Regions from separate parts of the Mus musculus genome. Here region 2 is linked to region 1. Evidence: chromatin contacts called from ENCODE POLR2A ChIA-PET data. All regions are on one chromosome and are shown on one strand. Each heading gives the region's core, a stretch centred on a gene start or an enhancer-like site at or near the end of the contact. The rest is flanking DNA. Distances are from core to core; before and after follow the strand shown. Region 1 holds the start of Ppp2r5d (protein phosphatase 2, regulatory subunit B', delta). Region 2 has its middle 23 kb from the start of Bicral.

What was found. ChIA-PET counts read pairs that join two places held with the same protein, here RNA polymerase II (POLR2A).
Region 2: POLR2A ChIA-PET joins it to region 1 with 10 read pairs in embryonic stem cell. The contact joins the enhancer-like site here to the promoter of Ppp2r5d in region 1. POLR2A ChIA-PET finds 5 or more read pairs at or near these places in 4 of 5 experiments (Patski and embryonic stem cell).

What each region holds. Positions count from the first base shown.
Region 1 is chr17:46,703,442-46,706,815 of GRCm38, forward strand. Ppp2r5d (protein phosphatase 2, regulatory subunit B', delta) reads right to left here and starts at 1,561. Exons shown (of 15, transcript NM_009358.3): 1 at 1,392-1,561. The coding sequence starts at 1,418. Gm52314 (a long non-coding RNA gene) reads left to right here and starts at 2,184. Exons shown (of 2, transcript XR_003952400.1): 1 at 2,184-2,267; 2 at 3,101-3,374.
Region 2 is chr17:46,852,467-46,856,167 of GRCm38, forward strand. It overlaps a transcript of Bicral not described here. Among named protein-coding and RNA genes, the nearest start is that of Bicral, 23 kb to the left of the region's middle. Within about 2 kb of position 2,378, at least 2 of the 3 ENCODE cell types and tissues checked have a DNase peak (open chromatin) inside an H3K27ac peak, as active enhancers do.

The sequences.
Region 1 (3,374 bases), core at 311-2,810:
GCCCCGGGATAAAGAGTTTGACTGATATGGTTAGAGATGGTAGCCCAGCATCCATCAGGGGAAAAATGAATGCAATCCACCTCTGGGGTCATCAGGAGAGTGGACCACGAGACCAGGCCAGAGCCAGCCCAACACAAGGGGCCAGCCCAAAAGCTGGGGAGTCTGAAGACCAGTTCCAGCCTCCCCAGCTGAGTCTGCTTCTCAGAAGAACCACAGATCAAGCAAGAGCAGCAAACAAAGGGAAAGGCAGGGACAGGTCAGGGTGGTTTGGAGGCAAAAGATGGCAAAAGACGGTAACATCAAGAAATGGCCTGTGGGGTTGGGAGTGTAGCCCAATGGTACTGCACATGCTTAGCATGTGCAAGACCCTGGGTCTGATCTCTGCCACTGCAAATAATAAAGAAACCGAGTGTACTGGACGGCAGAATGAGAAGAAAACTAAACAGAACAGGCCAGAAGAAAGGGAGAAATCCTGTCCTGGTGCAAAAAAAGGAAATGCAAAGGTTATCCTAAGGAATACAGGGAGGAGCCTCTAACAGATTAGAAACCGAGTCCCGTCTAGGGTGAACATGGAAGCCAGCTGATGCCAGTTAGGCACTTGCACAGAAGAGCCCTCCAAGTTGGGAGACCTGATATTGCAGCTGGGCCTCCAGCAGGATGTGTGACCTTGGACAAGTCCCTTCCCCTGACCCGGCCTCAGTCTCCTCATCTGTACCACTAGCATGCTAGTCTGCATGTGCTCCAAAGCTCCCTTCCAGCACAGACGTTCTGGGGTTCCATCAACAGAAGAAGGGCTCGGTCCTGGCTTACAAGTTTGTGTGTAAAGGAAGACTCGAGGGAGGGGCCTAGGCCAGATTTGGGCGGAGGAGAGAGAAAGCAGAGCGGTTCTAGGTCAGGGGCTTGTCGTGGGGGGGCGGGGGGGGGGAAGGAGGGACTGTACAGAACTGTGGAGAGGCCGTCTTTTAAGCTGGTGAGGAGAAGAGGGAAGGGGCTGCTCAGGGCGGGGGTGGGGGAAGTACTGGAGGGAAATGCGGTCTTAAATGAGCACTGTCCCAAACCGTGGGGGATCGGGGACAGATAAAGGCGGGGAGAAAAAGCAAGGGAGTGAGCCGGGAGTGGAGCAGATCTGGAGGGGGCCGGGGATAGGAGCAAAGAGGAAGGGAAGAGGGATAGGTGGGGGGAAATCTGTCCGGGCAAAGACGGAGAGCTGTCCCAGCTGCTGCACGGACTGGGGGTGCTGGCAGTCGCGCGGCCCTGGGGCTGGCCGCGGGAGTGCTGCGGGGGGCCGGACCAGAGGGTCAGTCTGAGGCTGTCCCGGGCCTGCCTCGGGCCCCTCCCAGAGCTGCGCGCAGGCCCGGCGGCGGAGGCGCAAGGGGAAAGGCCACGCTCACCTTATCCTTCTTCAGTTTATAGGACATCTCGGCCGGTCCACACCCGGCCCGGCTCCTGCGGCCCCGCTCCGGCTCTGCTCGGCCACACTCGGCCCGCTCGGCGTCTCTTCGCCACCGCCTGCGCGCTGCGCCCGGGCCGAGCCGTGGCTGCGCTTCCAATTGGCCCGAACTCTTACAAACCTGCCTGAGAACCAGGAGCCGCCTCCTCGGATTGGTCATTGGAGCCAAGCAGCTTCCCTTTTTTCTCATTGGAAAGAAAGAGTACAAACCGCCAGGGTTCGGCTCCCAGAATTGGCTGGAGTGGAAGGTCCCGCCCTGAAAAGGGTCGGGCTTCGTGGAGGAGGCGGAGCCATGGGGAAACCCGAGCTTGGCTAGCAGATCTGTTCTCCGGCGTCGCCTTGTGCGTCGTCCTCTGCTATTCTTCAGTCCTTTGAGCTCTGCTCCTTCCCTCCAGAAGTGGCTCTCATGTTCTCCCCTGCTCTTCTACCTGCCCTGCTTCGTACGGACTGGAGGAAAAAGGCCCTAACACGAAAAGGGCACCTTTCTTCACAGGAATTTAAAGTAGCTCAAATTGCACACGTGAAATGATAGAGAAGACTCCCAAGGGTACTCCCGGGCATTCATCAAGTCTGTCCTAGATCACAGTTGCAGAGGAGCAGAGGGGAAAGCCTATCAGCGGTGGAACCGGGCTGAAATAAAATAAGAAACCCTGGTTTGCTGCAGCTTCAAGACGTGGGTCCCTGTAGCTGCTGGAAGGGTGCTGGAATCGGTAAAACAGCTGCGTTTGGAGCCACTGAGAATGAAGTGAAAAAGCAGCCTCATCGTTCCCTACCTGAGCCCTGAGCCGCCGCCGCACCCAAGCTAGTGTTCAAGTGGGTAAGACTGGGTTCTTGCCCTCAGGTAGTTCCCACTCTAATGAGGTTCACAGACTCGTATTAAGAGACGATTAAAATACAATCACATAAATTACACAAACCTCAGAATGACATGGAGGAATATATTTTAGTTATCCTAGTAGCCAATAGATTACATTAAAGAACTGGAGGAGGTCCATCAAAAATAAATCTGCGAGCTGGGTGTGATGGGTTTGCCCCTGTAACCCCACCTCTTGGAAGATAGAGGCAGGATGATCAGGCGTTACAGACCAGCCTTAACTATAGCCAGTTGCAGACCAGTTTGGACTACAATAAGAACCTCTTAAAAGAAAGAAAAAAAAAAGACAAAAAAAAAAAAAAAAAAAAACCTACCCGCCACCACAAACAACAACAACAAAGAAACAACTCTCAGAACTAAAAAGTTACAAATAAGCCTGTGGCCGTTTGTTCCCCAGGAAAGAGGTCTTGGATTCCCCCAGGAGCATGATAACCAAACAATAGTCAATCATCCTTACACAAAGAGCAGTAGCCCCAATATTGGGAAAGATGGGGGCTGGGAAGATGGTGCTCTTCCAAAAGACCTGAATTCAGTTCCCAGCACCCACATTAGCTGCTTCACAATTGCCTGTAACTCCAGCCCCAAGGGACCTGATAGACACATGCATACATACATACATACATACATACATACACACACACAATTTTAAAACTTCAAGAACAGAATGGAAAAAAAGACAAGGCTCAGTGGTTAAGAGTACTTGCTGCTCTTCCAGAGGACCTAAACTAGGCTCCCAGCCCCCACAACAGCTGGCTCACAACCACCTGTAACCCCAGCTCCAGGAACCTGACGCCCTGCCCTCCTCTGGCCTCCCTGGGCACCTGCATAGGTGGCATACACACGCACAGACACACACATGCACGTGAATGACTTTAAAAACCGGAATGAAGAAAAGCGGATGAGCTCCGGAGACGTGTACAGTCAACGGGATTCGGTGAGTCACTGGATTCGGGGAGACAGTATCAGGGAAAGGATGCATTGAGGGTGACTCCTAAGTGATGAAAGATGGTTAGAGGGAACTGGTGTCACAATGGCCAGAGGCAGGTAGAG
Region 2 (3,701 bases), core at 1,128-3,627, 150 kb after region 1:
TTTATTATATGTAAGTACACTGTAGCTGTCTTCACACACCCCAGAAGAGGGCATCAGATCTCATTACTGATGGTTGTGAGTCATCATATGGTTGCTGGGATTTGAACTCAGGACCTTCAGAAGAGCAGTTGGCGCTCTTAACCTGCTGAGCCATCTCACCAGCCCCCCCCCCTTTTTCCCTAATTTCCCTCTACTGTTATTCTGTAGCCAGTTCAAGGGACACGAACCTAAGAAAAAGTACTACCAGCTGCCTCAAAGAGGAGCCAGCTGGTTAAGGGTTTTATACATTTCCACTGGCATCCTTTGGATACTTTCTTCCCTCAACACCTCTCCCTCTCCCCAGTGCAACTGTGCAAAGGTCAAAAAGTCAAACTGGGGCTGGGAAACAGCACAGCAGTACAGAGCTCTCAGTGCGCAGACTCAGGGCTCCAGGCAGCAGCCTGCAGGTGTCTTATGTCCCACTTGCCCTGCAGCCCGAGATGACCAACAACTTCCTTCTGAAACCAGCCGCCACCTGTTCTTCCTGCAAGATGCTGGCCATGCGTGAGAGCACCACAGCCTGCCCTCCATCCCCGCCTCCGAGGTTTCACTCCCTCTAACTCCTGCTCTTCTTTTCTGCCTTCACTCCACTCTCCTCCCACCCTGATAAACCTTGTTCTTAGATCTGAAATTCTTTGTCCTTTCTCAAGAATCCTGCCCCTTTATCAGACTTGCTGTTTTATTAATCTCTCCCTCTTGGGTAGATACTCTCAGCTCATGTGAAAATGTTGGAAAATGGCTCTGGAGGTAAAGTGCCTAAGCCTTGGGTTTGATCTCCAGAACCATGTTAAAGATGAAAGACTTGACAGACCTACACACACACATTCTCTCCCCACACCAAGTACTCAAAATGAGGCTGTAACCCCGCTGCAGTATTTACTCCCCACTCTTTGAGCCCAGCCCTTCAACTCACACGGCAGAGAAGCTGCTTGTCAGATGGGTGGGCATGCCGCCACGGCCTAACTCCTCAGCATTCCACTGGGCACACTACTGTCCTTGCACAGCTTGGTCCACTTCTGTGCTCTCACATGACTTGGGCTGCTCCCAGGACACACCCACCAGCCAGTGACTTCTAACAGCTCAATTTTGGTACCCAACAAGTGGCATATGAATCCTGTCACCATCCCTTGCCAGCTAGTCCTCTTCTGGTCGTCTCCAAATTCTAAGTGGCACCGTCAGCCACTCAAAGCTTGGCCCATAAATGAGAAGCATAAATGAGAGGCATTCTTTTTTTTTTTTTTTTTTTTTTTTTTGGTTTTTCAAGACAGGGTTTCTCTTTATAGCCCTGGCTGTCCTGGAACTCACTTTGTAGACCAGGCTGGCCTCGAACTCAGAAATCTGCCTGCCTCTGCCTCCCGAGTGCTGGGATTAAAGGCGTGCGCCACCACGCCCGGCTGAGAAGACATTCTTGATTCCTTCCGCTCTTGCAGGACCAGACTACAGTGCAAACCTTTCTAATCCCTACCTTTTACACAGCGGTCAAATCGTCTATAAAGAACATGAGCACTTCTGCACTGGTAGTCCTAGGACTAGGAAACTGAGGCAGGAGGATCACATGAACACAAAACTTGAGCCCAAGCAATTAAGCACGACTATGATACTGAAGTTTCAAAACAAAAATCCTCCGCAGTGGATTGCTCGTTAGCAATGCTTGCAGCCCTGAGTTCAAATCCCCACCCTACTCCCTTAGACCATAGCTTCTCACTGCAATTAGGACAAATCTAAGAATTCCCTAAGTGGCCTAATCACAGCAGCTCCAGAGAAGCTCGGCAGCCTTCGCTCCCTTTCAGTCTGCTCTACACAGGCGGCTTGGAACGACAAACCCTGCTTCTGAGGTGGCTAGCACAGCTCATGCCTTCGGAGAAACTTACTAGGCAGCAAGGGCTACTCCCAACTCATATGAAACCTCCAGCTTACAGGTTTTCTCCCACTGGCTGTGAATTCCATGAGTTCAGATGTCTTGTTTTAAATTCCACTCACCACTACTTTTAATGATTCTTTCCCTATAAACTAGACTATTTTAGAGAAACCACGGTTTTAAAAGCTTTTGGGCTTTGTGTCCACATGCAAGTGAAAACCTTTTAAGCTACACAGCTATCCTGTCTACTCGGCTTGGCTGGACTTGAAGGCGGGCAGTTACTGGCCTATCTGATTTCTCTCTAGCTCGGTGTCCTATCTTAATCTTTCCTCTTGAGTCACCTTGAATTCTAGGAACAAACAGGACTGATAACATCCCTGTGGCAAGGGCCTCCAGGGGCTGTGGGCCTGCAGGGCTGGGGCTGCCCGGATCCGGGATGAGGTGGCTGCTTGGAGCACAAGCCACTAGTTTCTCGGGAACCAGACTACACGGGGAACCGGACTCCTTCCTTCCACCTCCACCTCCTGCTTTCCTGGCCATTTTTCCTGTGTAACATCAAAACCCGCTGAGGATGGAATTCTGGGTAATGTCAGTGCCTGCAAGAAGGGTTTGATAAGTCTCTTGACCTGTCCCTAGTCTCAATGAGGCCACAATGTGTCAGCTTTTCACCCCTACTCCTCTTTTATTGGTGTACCTAGACCAGCGTGGAGTCTGGCCTGTTGGTAGGGCCAGAGCCAGGGCTTTTGCCCTAAGTACTCCAGTAATAGGGCCACAGAGATGGCCGAGGGGAAAGGTGATTCACTGTAAGCCCAACGACCCGAGTTTAATCCTCAGGACCCATGTGGTAGAAAGGAAATGTAATTTAAAAAACCCTCCAGTAACACTCAGAAGCAGACTCAGTACTAAGATTTAAAAATCTCATGATATCTAAATTCTCTACAAAAAAAAAAAAAGCTTTAAATGACTTTAATACATGGCAGGAAGAAAGGGAAAAATAATGAGCTGTCACTCAAACCAAAATAATATGGACCGAAAATCCGATGTTGCCCCCTCCCGCACATCAAGTTCTAGTCTAGTACAGTCTAGTTCTAAATCGGCGAGAGTACTAGCTGTCCCCATGGGCTCTCAAACAATGGACTCTCATTCCAACTTCTCCCTGATGAGGCCGGAATTTCAGTCCTGGAGGTGGAGTGCCACGCTAAAACTGACCACAGCTCATCTTGGTAAATAATGGAGATGGCAGATCTGTATTTTAAAGCACCTCCCAGTTAATTCTGATGGTCAGATTCAGTGTGGAACTTTGTGGGGGAATGCAATTTTTGCTGCTTAAAATGGCTACTAGCCTGAACTAGATTAATAAAAACAGTCTGTCATGAGTAAGCCACAAGTATTTAAAGCACTAAACACTTTCTGGAAGTGTTCAATGTATGGCAGTCCCTAACATCCACTGCCTACCTACTGTATTCAGACACAAAGAGCACCACACACTGTGACTTTTAACCACTAGAAAATTAACTATTTCCATCTCCCAGTGCCTCCAGAGCTTCCCAGACCTTCCTCCTCTCCTGTAACGTTTTAAGACCTCTACACACCTGCCCGGTATTTATCTATATAAGGAAACTTGGTTTTTACAAAATGAAAAAGTATGCCGGGCGGTGGTGGCGCACACCTTTAATCCCTAGTGCTTGGGAGGCAGAGGCAGGCGGATTTCCGAGTTCGAGGCCAGCCTGGTCTTCAAAATGAGTTCCAGGACAGCCAGAGCAATACAGAGAAACCCTGCCTGGACTGGACTCCCCCCATCCCC